Regions from separate parts of the Mus musculus genome. Here region 1 is linked to region 2. Evidence: chromatin loops called from intact Hi-C (ENCODE). Cell type or tissue: left cerebral cortex. All regions are shown on one strand. Links, peaks and the distances in the headings refer to the core of each region. The heading gives the core; the rest is flanking DNA.

The links. Hi-C counts contacts between places; a loop is a spot of excess contacts. Peaks named below come from ENCODE experiments on the same cell type or tissue, not always from the same donor. Only the 100,000 strongest peaks of a DNase experiment are listed, where the experiment ranks them.
Region 1: it touches region 2 in a loop (13-fold over the local background); 4 of 42 quality-filtered maps call a loop at or near these places.

Annotation. Positions count from the first base shown.
Region 1 is chr16:48,070,718-48,078,969 of GRCm38, reverse strand. It overlaps the pseudogene Gm7275. Among named protein-coding and RNA genes, the nearest start is that of Gm52257, 17 kb to the right of the region's middle. In left cerebral cortex, for the core only: no CTCF peak of the experiment used is centred there; no DNase peak of the experiment used is centred there.
Region 2 is chr16:49,284,986-49,293,237 of GRCm38, reverse strand. No RefSeq gene overlaps it. Among named protein-coding and RNA genes, the nearest start is that of 1700026J12Rik, 33 kb to the right of the region's middle. In left cerebral cortex, for the core only: no CTCF peak of the experiment used is centred there; DNase peaks (open chromatin) are centred at 3,937 and 4,929; H3K27ac peaks cover 1,252 bases.

The sequences.
Region 1 (8,252 bases), core at 1,088-6,087, 1.2 Mb after region 2:
TTGTATTTTCCCTTCTGTGGAGTGTCCACTGCCTTCTCAACTCCTTATCTTTCTCTTTGCCACCTTACGTGTTCCGTTTGATGGAAGCCCATTCTTATTATCTAGATGCCTGAGCAAGGCAGGGAAACTCCTAAGAAATGCAGAGTGCCCCAAATGACCTTTTCCCTTCACACTTAATTTTGACCTTGGATTGATCTTTGCACACTCCTTTGGGACTTCATAGTTATTACAACGGGTCTTTAAGGTTCTGGTTTCAGCTCTAGAAGTGTGACGGTATTTTAATTGGGCATAACTTGTTTCTGAGTAACCCCTTTCTTCTTTCGTTTTTCAGTTCAGTGATGAGGTATTCAGTTTAAAGAACTCTTTCTAAATGGCTATGCCCTTTATCCCACTGTTTTTATCTGTGTGCATGCAGTAGTTTATTTTGTTTCCAATGCAGTAATAATCTTCACACTTTCTGCTTCTTGCATAGTGGATCTTCTTTCCTTTAAGGTGTTAAAACAACAACAAAACAACAACAAAACAACAACAAAACAGCAACAACGACTGTGGAAGTAGGTCTTGCCCTTTCCCCTTGCCTCTCCCTTGCTAAACCATTAGACTACATTTCTTTTTTGTTTTTGTTTGTTTGTTTGGTTGGTTGGTTGGTTTTTTTTGAGACAGGGTTTCTCTGTGTAGCCCTGGCTGTCCTCGAACTCACTCTGTAGACCAGGCTGGCATCGAACTCAGAAATCTTCCTGCCTCCGCCTCCTGAGTGCTGGGATTAAAGGCGTGTGCCACCACGCCCAGCACTAGATTACATTTCTAAAGTTATCCCCGAAGGTCTATTCCCTTATTTGACCACTTTTTTCCCCCCTGACTATCCCAGCTATCAAAACATCAAGGTCCAGCAATCAAAATTCATATTTTGACTACACTGCCTAACAGGTTGAATCAGGACTTACTAACTCATCTTAACACAGATTTCCCCGCTTTCCCTTAAAAACCATCCTGCAGAAACAGCTGCTGTTTGCCTTTGTCTGGTTTAGAGGCAGCCATTACGCTTCCAGGGTAATGAATCTTTTGTGCTGAGAATTTGGTGTTTGGGTCTGTTCTGTGTCATCTCTGGGGACCTCTTCAGGCTCCATAGACATCAATTGATGGTCAACACAGAAAAAAAGAACTCGGTCATATTTTTGGAGACTTTTTTTTTCATAATACTTTGTCCGGGCATTTTTTTTAACCTTATAAATCTTTTTCTTATTCATTATGATTTCTGATTTTGTGTTTACGGGTTTTCAGTGTGTGAATGTGTTTGAACTTACATATGTTTCTTGTGCTTTTTCTTTGGCTCCGCCTGCCCCCATTTATTTGTTTTATCTTATAATATCACCATTATTATTATTATTATTATTATTATTATTAATGCTTGTTTTGATTCTAATGAGAGAGAGAGAGAATGAAATGCTATGGATCAGGTGGGTGGAGAAGTGGGAAAGACCTGTGGGGATTAAGGGAGAGAAAAACAGAGTACACTGTATGAAAAAAAAATCTATTTTTAATTTTTAATTGAAGAATCAGCTACAAGCAATACCTGCCTTTTTTTTTTTTTGACTTAAGAGAATTTTATTGTGGGGAAGGAAAGGGAGCAGAGACCTGGAGAAGGGGTAGAGGCAGACACCTACAAAGGCAGAGAAAGCAGGGATGAAGGATAGAAAGAAAGAGAGGGAACACGTGGAAAGAGAGAGAGAGAGAGAGAGAGAGAGAGAGAGAGAGAGAGAGAGAGAGAAGAAAGAAGAAGAAGAAGAAGAAGAAGAAGAAGAAGAAGAAGAAGAAGGAGAAGGAGAAGAAGGAGAAGAAGAAGAAGAAGAAGAAGAAGAAGAAAAGAAGAAGAAGAAGAAGAAGAAGAAGAAGAAGAAGAAAAGAAGAAGAAGAAGAAGAAGAAGAAGAAGAAGAAGAAGAAGAAGAAGAAGAAGAAGAAGAAGAAGAAGAAGAAGAAGAAGAAGAGGGTAGGGAGAAAAAGAGAAGCGAGAGGGCTGGGGTAGTCCTTTTATAAGCTGCTGCACCTGGCAGGCAATGGTGGCAGATGATGATGTAAGCTGTTGCTAGGTGGTTGTTGGGAGGAGCCTAGTAGAATTGTCTGTAAGCCAACACTAGCTCTAGTAAAAGGCCTGGAATAAGGAGGTGGTTTTGGGTGGGTTTTTCTTTTTTTCAAAAGACCTGAATAATTTGGTATTTTGTTTTGTTTGTGTGTTTTCCAATGTGAAAGTATCCTTTTGCATATTTTATAACTAAAAATGTACTTTCACAATAACGCGGCACAGATAATTTGGTGGTTGCCAAGGATTAGGGTTGGCTAGAATGGTGGTGTGGTTGTTAAGGGATGGCCTGTGAAAGTGTGTTTACTGTGTTGAATACCTTGAATACCTCTTATTTTGATTCTCTTTCTTATTTCCATTTCTAGTGTGAACTGGTAGCACCAATTCCTGAGACATCTAGGAATTCAGCCAAAGGAACAACTTGTGCATTTTTGCTTTAGGATTGTTTCTTGGGCAGTTTTGTCACCACTACTAACTAGACCATGTGCCACTATTGCCTCCTCCCAATCTTCTCTTATGCCCCAGCCTCTCCATGTTAGTGAGGTCTGAGGATGAAGCAGAGGCGTGTTTGTGTCTAGTTTTCTGGTCTGAAACCTACAAGCATCAATATATGCATGTGACTCACTGTACTCTTGCTATCTTATACAAATTTACACATGCTTGGCAGTTGGTTTGAAAATCAAGGCTGTGTGGCTTGGGCTGTGTCTGCCAGAGTCCATGTATACCAATCCTCAGGGGAGTATCGTGGGGAGGTGTTCTGAACTTTTAATAGGTAGCTTTCTCTCTCTCTCTCTCTCTCTCTCTCTCTCTCTCTCTCTCTCTCTCTCTCTCTCTCTCTCCTTTCTGAATCCCGATGTGGCTGCTTGGGTCCCCATGAGCTCCTGGTGTCCTTGATAGTGCATACTAATGGGGCCATGTCATCTGAGATGTGAATCTCCCAAGCTGTAAATTAAACAAGTCATTTCTCCTTTTTATTAGTTGCCTCAGATAGTACACTGCTGATGAAGGTACAGAGTAATACCAGATAAAATTAATCTACCTTTCTGACTTTGATTAAAGTCCCAAATATGTCTAAATGCTTCATAAGTTTATACAGTCTTTTAGTTTATTGTTTGCATGCATGAGTTACTTTTTAAAAAAATAACTTTAGACTTTATTAAGTAAAAATTGCATAAACACAACCATAAGATAATGAATAGAAAAGTTAAATACAAACTATCACATGTAAAATAGATTATTATATATAACTGGCGGTTTCAACTGTAAATACTACATCCCCAATTTTCTACAGTGGGAATATTAATCTAATGAGAAAAAACATCTCAATTTCATCTTAATATATACCAAAACTTTTTAAGAAAAAAATTAAATTGAATAGAACTTTTCAAAAAAAAATTAAATTCAATAAAGCAATAGATGGGATTTGTATCCAATGAGATCTGAGATAGAAATGGACATTTGCCATTATAGTTACTTCAAATCAACTTCCAAAACTAAGGCAGGTCTGGGAAAGGATGAGCCTTTAAGTGACCATGGTGCTTTTCTTACTAGTCCTGGAGTCCAGTCAGTAGTCTGGCTGCAGTTCTACATCCTGTCCAGGTCCAGCAGAGTACGGTGGTGCAGAACAGCACCGGTCTGTGCAACTCATTTCCATTTCTCATGCTATTTTCAAACTTAAAAAAAATTATAACAAAACAAAAACACCACCACTATCCCCTGCTTCAATTAATAGCACACAACTCTATCATTAGAGATGCTAGTGAATAGCTTCGGCCTCTTCCTGCTGATTTCCCTCCTGGCACCGTGATGGGCACTGCTAATGTCCCTCCTGGCACCGTGATGAGTATTTATTTCAGAAATAGACACTTCCAACAGGGACTGGAGGATGAGAAATGACAATGGCCAAGGTTTGCAAGTGAGTTAAGGAAAACAATCAGTGGAGTGGGGTCAGGAAGACAAAAACAAAACAAAACAAAAACAAACAAAAAAACAGACAAAAACAACAATGAACAAACAAAAACAAAACAAACAACAAAACCAAAAACATAAAAAAACAACATAAAACAAAAACAACAAAAGAAACCAAAACTCCAAACACGAACAAAAACCAACAAACAACAACAACAACAACAAAAAAAAACAAAAAATGTAAAACAAAAACCAAAAAAAAAAAAACCACAAATGAAAAACAAAAACCACAAAAAACAAGAAATCACAAACAAAACACAAAAAAACAAAAATAAAAAGCATAAACAACAAAACAAAACACAAACAAAAAACAAAAATGAAAACCAAAAACCAGAAAAAACCCTCAATGAAACATTAAACAAACAAAAACCAACCAAACACACACACACACACACACACACACACACAAAGCAAGCAAAAGAAAAGCAAAATAAAACAAAAGAACATGAATTCATTTAATTCCAGCATTAAAACAGTATTTCTTGAACACGTGGTCTCCTGTGGGTTGGGCAGCAGCATTTTCTAAGCTTGCAGTAGTTGCATGCATCCTAGAGATGGCATTAGAGCATTAGTCCTACATCCCACATTAGGACTATATTGAAGAGAGTGGGCTTCATCCAGTGAGACAGCTCAGTACCTGTTTTATATCTCTTCAACTCATCCTACCTGAGGTATATTAGAAACAGCGATGGAAAAGAACGGGGATGGGGGGACCATAGCAACCAGGTGGATGTTGTTACAGTAATTGACTGTGTAGGATTTCCCATACCATTCTTTTCCTGAAGGTGGGCATGTGTTGCTGAGAAAAGGTCACAGGTTGGTCCCTAGTGATGTAATCTGCATATTTACAGGTAAACATTCCACAGTCACTCCCATTCAGCTGCAGAGGAATCTCCTCTGATGTCACACTGTACTGCTTCCACTCCAAAGGGTCCAGCTCAATGCTCCTGCGTGTCTTGCTCTCGTTTTGGAAATATTGGAAGATGGTCTCACAGATAAACTTGCCTGTCTGTCCCATGGAATCGAGGTATACAATACTTCGTTTTCTTAAATTGATTACCACTAGGCTCCAATGTACCTTCTGGTGAATAGGCACCAAGATGAGTTCTTTTTCAAAGAGATTGATGCCTCGAGTCCACCTTTTCACGGAACTGTAACCATTATGCTTTAGCTTGGGGTAAAAGAAAGTGCTAAAGGCATGAAGAGCCGGATAGCTTTGGTTTTCATTTCTCTCAACCAGAAGGTTCATGTAGAAATTTATGACCTTATCCTTGAGCCACTGACCATTCTCCAGGGTCTGGATATCTCCTCTGGTGATTTGCAACTTGAATCTGGAACTTAGGATTTCCTCTTGGGGTCCTGGACCCAATGCATTCTCAATTTCCTTCTCCATGTCCTCTGAAATATCAAGAATTTGATCCATTTCTCTGCCCCTTTCTTGGTCTGTGAGAGGCTTTTTCTCTGCTGCAAGTACTGCCATCTTGTTGGGGAGTAAGCTATTGCCTCTGCCGCTATGCAGGATGATCTGAGTCCGTGTTCCCGGCTCCAAGCTGTTACCCCTTCTTCCTTCACCCTTTACACAACCTTTCTTCTCTGTAACAGATTTCTCCTTAGTACACCACTTCTCTCTTTCCTATGGTGAAAGATATTCTTTTAGAGCAACAACCGTAGATGGTTCTCTATCTCTCTGAGTTGTTTCTGATCCATGACTGTCTCCTGACTTGCCCCCTTTGATCTTCCAGGTGTTTGTAAGGATTGGCTGAGGCCTGTGAGGGTCTGACCTCACATCTTGGTCACACTGAAGGTGTTGAAGCAACCTTCCGTACTTTTCCTTTTGGGGGCTTTGTTCGTTTTCCTCCGTGGCAGAATAGGGCCACTTGCGACCCTTGCCACCATCAGCAGGCTTCCTCCAAGTTACAGCCTGCTCTGGAGGACCTTCAGTCAACTCTAGGGGTTTTAGTTGTTTTGGAGTCTCTCCCTGGGGTTTCCGTACCTAACCCTTGCTAGGCTGTTCTCTTGGAAGCTCTAGGTCTTGTGGCTCCTGAGGGGTCTTCTTCTGAGCCTTGTTGGGTTCTTTAAATACCATCCCTGTTCCATCCTAGCATTTCCTTTTTGGACCTTGTCCCAAAGCTTCAGACTCTCTCTGTCCCACTTTTATCCTGGTATTTCCGTTCTTGCCCTTTTCCTGAAGCTTCAGGCTTCATCTCCAACCCAGGCGGTTTAGGTTGCCACATGGAGAACTGCTTGAAATGCCGAGGGTGTTGACTCCGGTATAGTAGTGCTTTTCTAACTTCCAAGCGAAAGCAACCTTATGCCTGGCTCCGGATGGGTACTCTTGGGTTGTTCACCCTGATGTCCAAATCACTTCTTCCAGTAGATGGTTGGTCCCAGGTCGCGAACCTATGAGGCTCCTTTATAAACAGTTGACTTTGCAGGTCAGGGTCAGTCAAAGAATGGAGATAATTAAGCTGTCAATATCGGAGACTGATTGGTGAATAGTCAGAGGTTGGCAGTTCACCAGGGGTCCACTCTGGAAAACTCGGAGGAGTTCTAAGACTACTTCCTTAGAAGTATTCTTCTTAGGTGCTGTAGCCAGCTAAATATACAAAACTTCGAAATGGGACTAATTGTACTAGTTAATCACTAGTAAGATACCGGGCCTAAACCTAGCAGCTAACACATCGGACGCAACCTCACGAATGATGTTTAACTCAGACGGTTGCCCCTAGACACAGCCTTCAAGGTTCTATAGCTGGTTGTGATGTCACCTGAAAGGATGCTAAGCAACGTTTTTGGACGGTGGAAGCCCTCCCCAACTCCAACTTGGTCCAGGGTTTCAAAGCACTCCTTTGCTTGCCCGAGTGGCAAGTTTGAATGTATTGATATATATCACAGTTCTTCGGCACAACACAGGGTTACTTACCTAAATGCTCTCAGCATAGTTCAGCTGGTCCTGACTAGTACGTTTGTCTTTTAGGAAGCTGTCCCATCATGGTCAATTATAGAAATTTAAGTGCCCTTCAAAATATCTTCTCACCCATAATGTGCTTGCTAATTACAAAGAATAATTTTACAGTTATAAAACCTAGTAGGTAGTATTGTGTGACAAAATTTGTTTCTCCTCTGCATAAGGAGCACAGGACAGACCAAAGTGCCCATACCACCAGAGTCCTACTTGGTGAACCAATAAGTTTTATTGGGGTTACTTAAAGGAATATGGGTGAGGGGTTAGTTACAGGAGCAGAAATGACTCAAAAATAGCTGCATGGACAAAGCCTACTCAGCGTAGGTGACAGCTCACAAAAGCTGGGAACCTGGAGAAACTGCATGGCATGTAGATGGATCAAAGGGCTGGAGAATGTCCATTCCAGATGACTCAGTTGATCTAAACTTCTTCCAGACAACTGGTATGAGGGTGGCTTTTTTGAGAGTCTTCTTTGCAGCTCAGCTTCCTTTCATATGAGAGGGACTCTCAGCTTTTATTGCTCTCTGGCAGGGAAGGAGCTTAATGAATTTGATCAGTTTCAGGGACCATTTTGAGATCTTTTGAGTTGCTGTCCTGCCTGATGAGCTTCCTTTCATAGCGAATGAAGGGTGGAATGGTTCAGTGTTTCAATATTGGAGGAAACTTGAGAAACTGGGACCAATTCACCAAGGATCAATCCCAAAGAGAATAAATAAAATATCACCATTGTCAATAGGATTCATTGAGAAAGATTCATCACTGCTTTGGTTACAATCCTAGCGATAACACAAACCCTGAACTCCTCCCTAGAAAACAGTAGGCAGAATTCAATTGTAGCTCTAGTTACAGAGGTGGGTATTTTCTGTGGGTCCTGGAATCCGAACTCCAGCCACCATGATTAAACAGCAAGCACTTTACCCTCTGTTCCGTTTCACACACACACACACACACACACACACACACACACACACACACACACCCCACCACCACCACCACACACACATTGAGCATCTCTTTGATCTACTCTCAAAGGCATAGAGTTATTTTTATAAAAATGTGAGAAAAGAGTTGAGACACAAATTGTGTCCTATTTTTGTACTGAAAATATTAACAAAATGTACACATTTATCTATACCAATGTTTTAGCATAAGGAAAAAATGTACTTTTGTTTCTGTAAAAGGTTTGAATTTCTTGTGATTGCTATTTTCCCAGATATCATTTTCTTTGTACCTGGTTTCTT
Region 2 (8,252 bases), core at 1,021-6,020:
TAAAATAAAACCATGGTCTAGCTTTAATTTTTATTTTGAAAATATGCAAACACAAAACTATAATTTGTAAATATTTGCACAATTACATACTAGATTCAATAACTAGTATTTTTCATGACTGTTTTACCTAAACAGTTATCATGTCTCTCTACCTTCACAACTACCATCTATCTATCATCCTATTTAACTTTTTGTTCAATTATTAATTGCAAGTAGTAATTATCATGACTTGTTTTTGTGGTACCAGGAATCAGACTCAGGCCTTCCTGCATGACACGTTCTGCTCCTGAGCCATATCCCAAGCCTGCTATCATGATTTTTGATCCTTAACTACTCTAAGTACCTCCTAAACTAAAGCCATCCTGATAGATAGAGGCTATTTATTTTCAGACAATATTTCATCACATGTGTAAAATTAACAAAAAGTTTCTTAATTTTAATACCCCTTAATTTTTAATGTAACTAGTTTACATTCAAGTTTCCTCAGGTGTCCTAAAAATGTCTTTCTGTCTCTCTTTGAAAGCAGGATATTTTACTTTTACTACTGAACACAAGGCAAGTTCCTGTAGAAAGGTACAAATTGGCCCCTGGCAAGTTTCACTATTGAGGACCATTTTAAATTTGGATATGACATTTCCTGGTTACTTATGTTCCTATTGATCAGGACCAATTTCTTTCTTTAATTCTTTTCATTGGCTAAATATACCTACCAGAATAATTTATATAGAGAGATATTGTCTGTTGGAAAGGCATATTAAATCATGGTTTATAAAAGTAGCATCCAGAATTTTATAACTACAGTGGCAATGACTTGTATAATAAATTTTTCATATACAAAGACAACATGAGGAAAGCAACTACATATTTTTATGATGTGACTTGTTATGGAACATTTTATTATGGTGAAGGAGAGCTAAATAATAATGAAAATAGGTAGCAAAAAGTGGGGTCCTTGCTGTGAGGATAGCTAATAATGCCATTTGGAAATGTTTGGAACTGGTTTATAGGAGCAGTCTGAAAAATGCTGGCATATTATTTACCACTGACAAATTTATAAGCAGAGATTAGTAAGTTATTCTGGCAACCACCAGGGATCCAGAATTCACATAGAAATGTGGACACCAGAGACTACACTGATGGACTTTCAAATTACAATATTACCTTTTAGGGAACTGGACTACAGGCCATCCATTTTACACTTTACTAGATGACTTGGCTATGTGTTATCCACAACATGAGAGGTTTTCTGAACTAAATTTGTAAAGATGCCAAAACAAATTGGATTTTCTTACCTAACTGATGAAATTTCCAGACAGTGTTCAGATTCTACCATTGTTTTTTACTGAGTGCTTTGGGGGCCTTAATCACTTCAAGAACCAACAGGAAAGAACAGAGTAGAAAGACTGAAAATTTGAGCTATAGCTGAAAAGGAAATGTGTTTGAAGGTACTGCCAAAAATGTTCTAAAGAGAATAGTGACGTTAGAAAGAGTTTCTACAGGAATGATAGAAAAGATGTATTCAGTGGATCTAGAGAATCAGTGAGACCCTACCTAGTGCAGATTCAATGCAGTAAACCTATAAACTCCCTTCAAACACCATCCTTTATAAAGAGAGTCTTGGGGTAACTTGTTTCCATGAGCTGGCCTAGTGAACTATTTTAAGGTGATATGGTTTTGCAAAGGCAGTCACCAGTACACTCAAAGATATTTTCAACTGTAGTTCAACTGTGCCCATATATAGCTCCCATTGGTTACAGATTTTATTAGCATCATGTGAAGCTACCTTTGCAACCACCCAGAACACAAAATACAGGAATAGTGAGGGTTTCAACAAGGAATTTCCCAGGAAAGCTTGGGAAACCATGTACTATGTGGTGTGCTCAGAGTTCCTGGAAGTATCCCATGGCTAGGTGACTAATACTGAGGCTGTGTGGACAACACAGGGGACTTCAGAATTAGAGGGTATGAAAGGCTTACAATGTCAAGGAAAGCTATACGAAATCAGTGTATCCAGTCTGAGAATAGCCATGTTAATCAGCCAACAAAGCGGTATGGGAGGTGTCCCCAAGTGCTTGGAAACACATATTCTATGACAAGGTACCCTAGACATCAGCTATGAAGACTGAGGATTCAATGTTTGCTGTACTGGGTTTCAGTCTTGTGTTTTTCTAATGATTACTTCTTATGTCTCTCATCCTCTGTTCTGGAATGGGAATGAGGTGTTTGTTTGTTTGGTTTATTATATTTTAATTTAAAGTGGTGAGGATACCATACTTGAATGTTTAACCTGTGCTAATGGTTATTAAACATATACAACTATTGTTTTTTTTAACTTTTAAAATTGTTGACAGAGCTCTCAGTGAAGAGCTTCTTTGGAGCACTAAGTAGAGACTTTAGATTGAACTTTTAACCAGTGCTAAAATAATTTAGGCCTGAGGGACTTTTATCTGTGAGATGAATACAAGTCTGTGGGATGGAGTGCTGAATGCTATAATTTGAGTATGGAGTGTCCCCCTTTGGGGGACATCTGATGACAAGGCTGTGCTACAAGCTTGCTTGCCAGCCTGTGTTACCTTTAGAAATTATGGAAACCTTGGAGTGTAGGATCTAGGGGAAGAAAGTTAGGGCTGGAGGGGTTAAGCCCTTGAAGGACATATTAAGAGAACCGTACACTTCTCAACCTTCTTAATTCTGGGACCCTTTAATACAATTACTCATGTTGTGGTTGATCCACCCCAACCATAAAATTATTCATGTTACTACTTCATAACTGTAATTTTGCTACTGTTATGAATTGTAATGTAAATAGTTTTGGAGATAGATAGAGGTTTGGCAAGGGAGGTCTCAACCCAAAAGTTGATAACCACTGTATAAAGAGCCCAGTGCCTAGGTTTCCTCTCTCCTAACTGATTGGACAGCATGAAGCAAACATAGCTTCCCTGTAACTTCCTTCTGCTTGGAAGTGAGAGATCAGATCTTGGGTCTAGACTCCATCTTAGGGAACCTGACCTAAAATCGAACTATAGTTAACTAAAAAGCCTGAACCTAGCACCAGTTTCAAGGTTACTCCCCAACAAGCCATCATCTAGCACTAGTTTCCAGGTTCCAAGCCTGCCCCTGGCACTCCACTTCCTAACAACCACCAATCAGGAGGGAAACAGGAGTTTTAAGTTTATGGTTTGGCTCCCTAGCACCAGCGAATTATGTTAAAGGGCAATAAAATCCCATAATAGCCCCCAATCCGATGTGTGCCCAGCTAGAAATCCCTCTTGCTTGCTTCCCGTTTCCTATAAAACATTGTCTTGCTGAGCGCTCGGAGCTCCCCCTTCTGCTCTGTTTCATTAGAGAAGGCAGTGTGGCCCAAGCTTGAGTTTCCAATAAAGAGTTGGCTCCTTAGTGGTCTTTGGGGGTTCACAAAATTGGTACAAAAAGGTACTGTGGTCCCGTGAAATAGTATCATGTAACTACACGTTAAAACCTTTGCAATCATTAGACAATTACACACCCCACTCTCCTCCTGTGTGCTTTGATTACCTTAGGTATTTTATAATAGGAAAAGCTTGCTAGTATTATACTAGTTAAGTGGTTTTTACAAGTGGTTCAATCAGTTTATTAAAATAGTTGACTTAGGCATCTGCAACAGTGATTTCAGCCTCCACTCCTGGCTCAATACTGATTGGAAGAAACTTAACCATCACAGGACTGTGCAAGGCAACGATTGGCCGGTGGACTCTCAGGAGGAAACGAGCCTTGTCTTTTAATCTCCACCACATGGTGTTTTTCTTGGAGTGATTCTTGGTGTCTTGTAGGCATGCAAGCTGCCTTTTCCCTTTTCCATTTCTTTTTCCTTTTGCTTCTGGTCAAGTCAGCACACACCTCAGAGATTGCACATTCTGTCTACTGAGGATCATTCCAATTATGTGAATCACCACTTCCCAGTGCACAGGCATCTTGCCAGTGCTTGAAAGCCATGCCTCAAAACTGTTTTGTTCTTCTGCTGGAGCAAGCAAGCAGCAGTGAGTCATCTTAGGTAGAAGACATTCTGCTTCTTCTAATGTAACAAAGCATCTATGTTTCACGTTAGAATAGGAATGTGTTTGCTTTTTAATCCTTAAAAGACTCCAGCGTCTTTCCTGAAACTCTGGTCTTCTGTTTTTCATTCCAGACCTACCATTATAAGGTATTGAGGTTCTTTTTTTTTTTTTTTCAATTCATCTTCTCACTTAGCTCTCGTGTCATTTGAGGATGATGGACAGCATGACTGATGTATCCCCATTTGACAGCTGAGTAAACTGATGCCTCAGTAAGGTGAAATAGTCTCTGATCTAAATATAGAGAGGGGCTGTGACCATGAAGGAATATACAGTGTCTATAAACCCCAGGCTCTGGGATAAATGCTGATTATGGAACTGTTTTCATCTGGCCTGAGTTCAAAGCCATGAACTCCACAGTCTCTTAGTCCCAGGGGAGAAGCAACTTTGTATTGCTTTCACCTTTTGGCTGATAGTTCATTTCTGTAAGGAAGGATTATGGACCAAAAAAAAAAAAAAGCTAATTAAAAATTATATGAATTGCAGTACTTTAAGTAATTGTTTGTAAGGCCAATCCTACTAAATGAATCACTCATTTATCTCTAATACTTGGCCCCATTTTTCTAATCTACCCAGCATGGCTATCACAAGGTTGTCTTAGTTACTTAACTACCCATGATATGTCCCTGCATAGCCACTTCTAACCTCAGGGATTGTTCTGTTATTGTATTTGATTTGATGAATTATAATTAACTACATGGAAATACAATTGCGCCAAAGAAATCCAGTGACTGAAAACTGGGAACCGATCCAAGACTGGTTGGTTTGTGATGGAGACACAATGTCCTACATAACTGGCTTGAATTATAATTGGTCACATTAAAGTCTAATGTTGTCTAACTCTGAGTACCAGAACAGCATTCCGTTTTTATGGTGCACTGCTGAATAATTTTGGAATTAAGACACACAGTAACCTGATGCTAACTCACACTGTAAATCTGACTTCCAAATTCCCAATTAGCTGAAGTTGGGCATGCAGCCTGGATGTTTAAAAGGAGTGAAGAGTAACATTTGTTTAGAGATTTTAATTTAGGATCCGTTCTTCCCCTTCAGGTTAAGTCAGTGTGAGCCTTTAGCCTTCCCTGAAAGTACCAGGAAACTGAGTTACAGAATCCTTTTCTGAGCTTCTTTTCTTTATTTTTTGGCTGAGAGATCCTACTGACCTGGGGGCCTCGTTCCATTGGTCAAATTCTATTGAGAAAGTCTGAGAGGCCCAGTCACAAATTCTCATTCTCCGGTCTTTCCTACCTTGTTTCCTGACAGTGTTCAAACATCACACATCACATAGATAATATTTCCCCCACTTCTATGTATGCACTGCAAACTAAGAGGTTAAAGAGGGAGATGTCATGAGTGCTATCCTGGAGTTCTATTGAAATAGTAGCTCCTGAAAGACAGCACCTGTAGTGAAAGAGGGCTGTGCTGCTGTGGAGCCATCCCAATTTTCCCTGAAGTACTCTGTTCCTACATGGAATACTTTGAGCTCCTCAATGTAGCAGTCAGTACCCAATTCATGTTTCTCAATTGGTCCCTGTGGCTGCGGTGGCACGTTTTTGTTACCCACCCCAATGTCATATATTTTCGAATGGAAGACACATATATATTTTAGATTTTGATATGCCTAAAACTGCTCAATGTTTGGGCACTTTCTAACCTCCACGAGGCTAATCCACCCCCTCTGATATTTCTGTGTTATTATTTATTCAAATCTATATTTTATCTTTGCTGCCCTAGACCCTGACATGTAGCCCTCCTGGGCCATGATCCCTGGCTCCTACATGGCAGCTATGCTCTCTGTTCCACACCTTTCAGGTGTGACATCTCTCCTTTTTTTCCAGGCATAGTGGCTTCCCCTTCTTTCTCCTTCCTCAGTTCCTTGAGCTTTCTCCCTGCCCAACCATTGCCCACTGGTCGAAACCAGTCGAAACCAACTGTGGGCAGAGTTCTCTCAGTGTCTTACATGTGGACATAGGATTCACAGGAGGTTAGGAAGTAGCCTGGCCATTGAGCTGTTTTAGACATATCAAAATAGCTCTCATGTAAAACACTGGGGTGGGTAGCAGGAGTGCACTGCTGCCACCACCGGAATCAATAGAGTAACAGTGTTTGGGTACAGCTACACCACATCTGCTCACAGTCGGAGATTCGTGGAAGCTGCTCACACCCTAAGCAGTGAACTTAGACACAGAACGGATGGTTTCTCCTAACTTTATTGCCAATTTGTGAGAGCAAAATAAATTGATGTCAGAGGCTATCACAAACCTCACCACTAAATGCCATGGATGGTAGTAAGTGTGTGGTTGCCTCAGTTCTGTGGAAGACATCATCTTTTCCAAGCTCTGACTGGTGCACTCTTCTCAAAAGGATCCCCTAAAGTGGGCAGAACTAACGTTGAACTGAAAGGATTAAAAAAACAAAGAGGCAAATATGGTCTTCAAACCCATGACTATTCAGATACAAGCATAGGATTTGTAAGCACTTTAATATTACTGATATTAGTAGTCATTGAAATAGATGAAAAAAGGCATATGGTAAAGAGAGCTCTGAACATTTCACCAAGGAGTTTAAAGATAAATGGTGGAAAATGCCATGCCCATCCGGACATGGGCGTGTAGAGAATAACATTGTAGAAAAGTGGTGGAATCCACTGGGATGTCTGAGTCCATCAACACAGGAGAGGCTACAGTTGGGAAGACAATTGTGTGCATACATTTGTGAGATGATTGTATTGTTCTCCTGCTTCCTGTGTAAAACATCCTTGTGGCTTGCACTCAAGATGAGGAAATATCTTTTTCTTTAACTCATTAAAGACCTATAAAATAATTTTTATGTGTATGAGTATTCTCCTGTATGTGTACCATGTGTGAATGGTGCCAGCAAGGGCCAGGAGCAGGTGTCAGAGTCCCTGAAATTGGAGTTGCACTCAGTATTAAGTTGCTATGTAAGTGCTTAGAATTAAACTCAGGTCCTCTACAAAAACAGCAAGTGTTCTTAACTACTGCAACATCTCTCCAGCCCAAGGACAATTTTCATACTGTTAATTCCAAAGATGGAATGATAAAGATAACTGATCCAAATCATTATGGCCAAATTAATTAAAACTAATTAAAGCAAGCCTTTTTTATTCGTGTACTCAAGCTGCCTTCCCCTACAGTGGGTTTGAGAAATCAGCCTTTGATGTGAGGATAACAAGGATTTTATAGCTCAAGGGGAGAGGGTTTCCAAATGGGGGATTTGGTAGGCAAAATAGGCGGGGTTATAGAAACAGAATATAAGTATATACATTAGCCCTAATAACCTCTTGAAACAAAGACATGGTTGCAAGGTGGACATAACAATGTAGTTATAACCACAGACAGTCTTACAAATTAGTCATAGGTGGTCATAGAACCTTTTTAAACAAAGGTAGGGTTTCAAGATGGTTATAATCAAAGACAGAAGTGCCATTTCTGGAATATCCAATACAGAACCATTTGTAATAAAGAATACAAGTGAGGGCATAGACCAATCCTTGAGAAACAGAGGTATAATCATAACAGGAATGAACCCAGTTTTCTGTTACTATAAAAATGGCTTTAAAGCTTTAAAGATGGAGTCAGGCTGGTTCTTCAGTACATGTGTGCTATTTCTCCAGCCCCGGAAATATCTAAATGTGTGTGCACAAAATCTCAAAGAAGTATACTAAAAAAAAAAAAATAGATATATGTCAAGAGAGTGGGAACATGAATGAGAGGGAAGAAAAAATGTTGTCTCATTCAATTCCATCCTATGTCTCTGTTTGTGCTGTGTTTCTTTGCTATCAATGCTCAGAGGTTGAAGTAGCTATAAGATCCGTGGATATAAAGGAGAGCACATGAAGACAGACATTGCACAGCTGGGTAAATATCCTTCCAAGTTTAGAGCACTTGGCATATTTGAAAGTATACATGCAATAGAATACATGTGAGCAGGCACTAGTCAGTTGGAAACTGCAGATTCCAGGAGTAGGGAGAATCTGACAACTACTAAAATAACAGCTAGATGAGGTCCAAAAAATAATTTCTCACAAATGAGGATCTGAATCTTCCTTCCTTCCTTCCTTCCTTAGCCTCCTCCATCATTCAGCAATCCCTTATGTCCTACTGCTCTCCAAATTTGTTTAGTTTCAAATTGCATATGTAG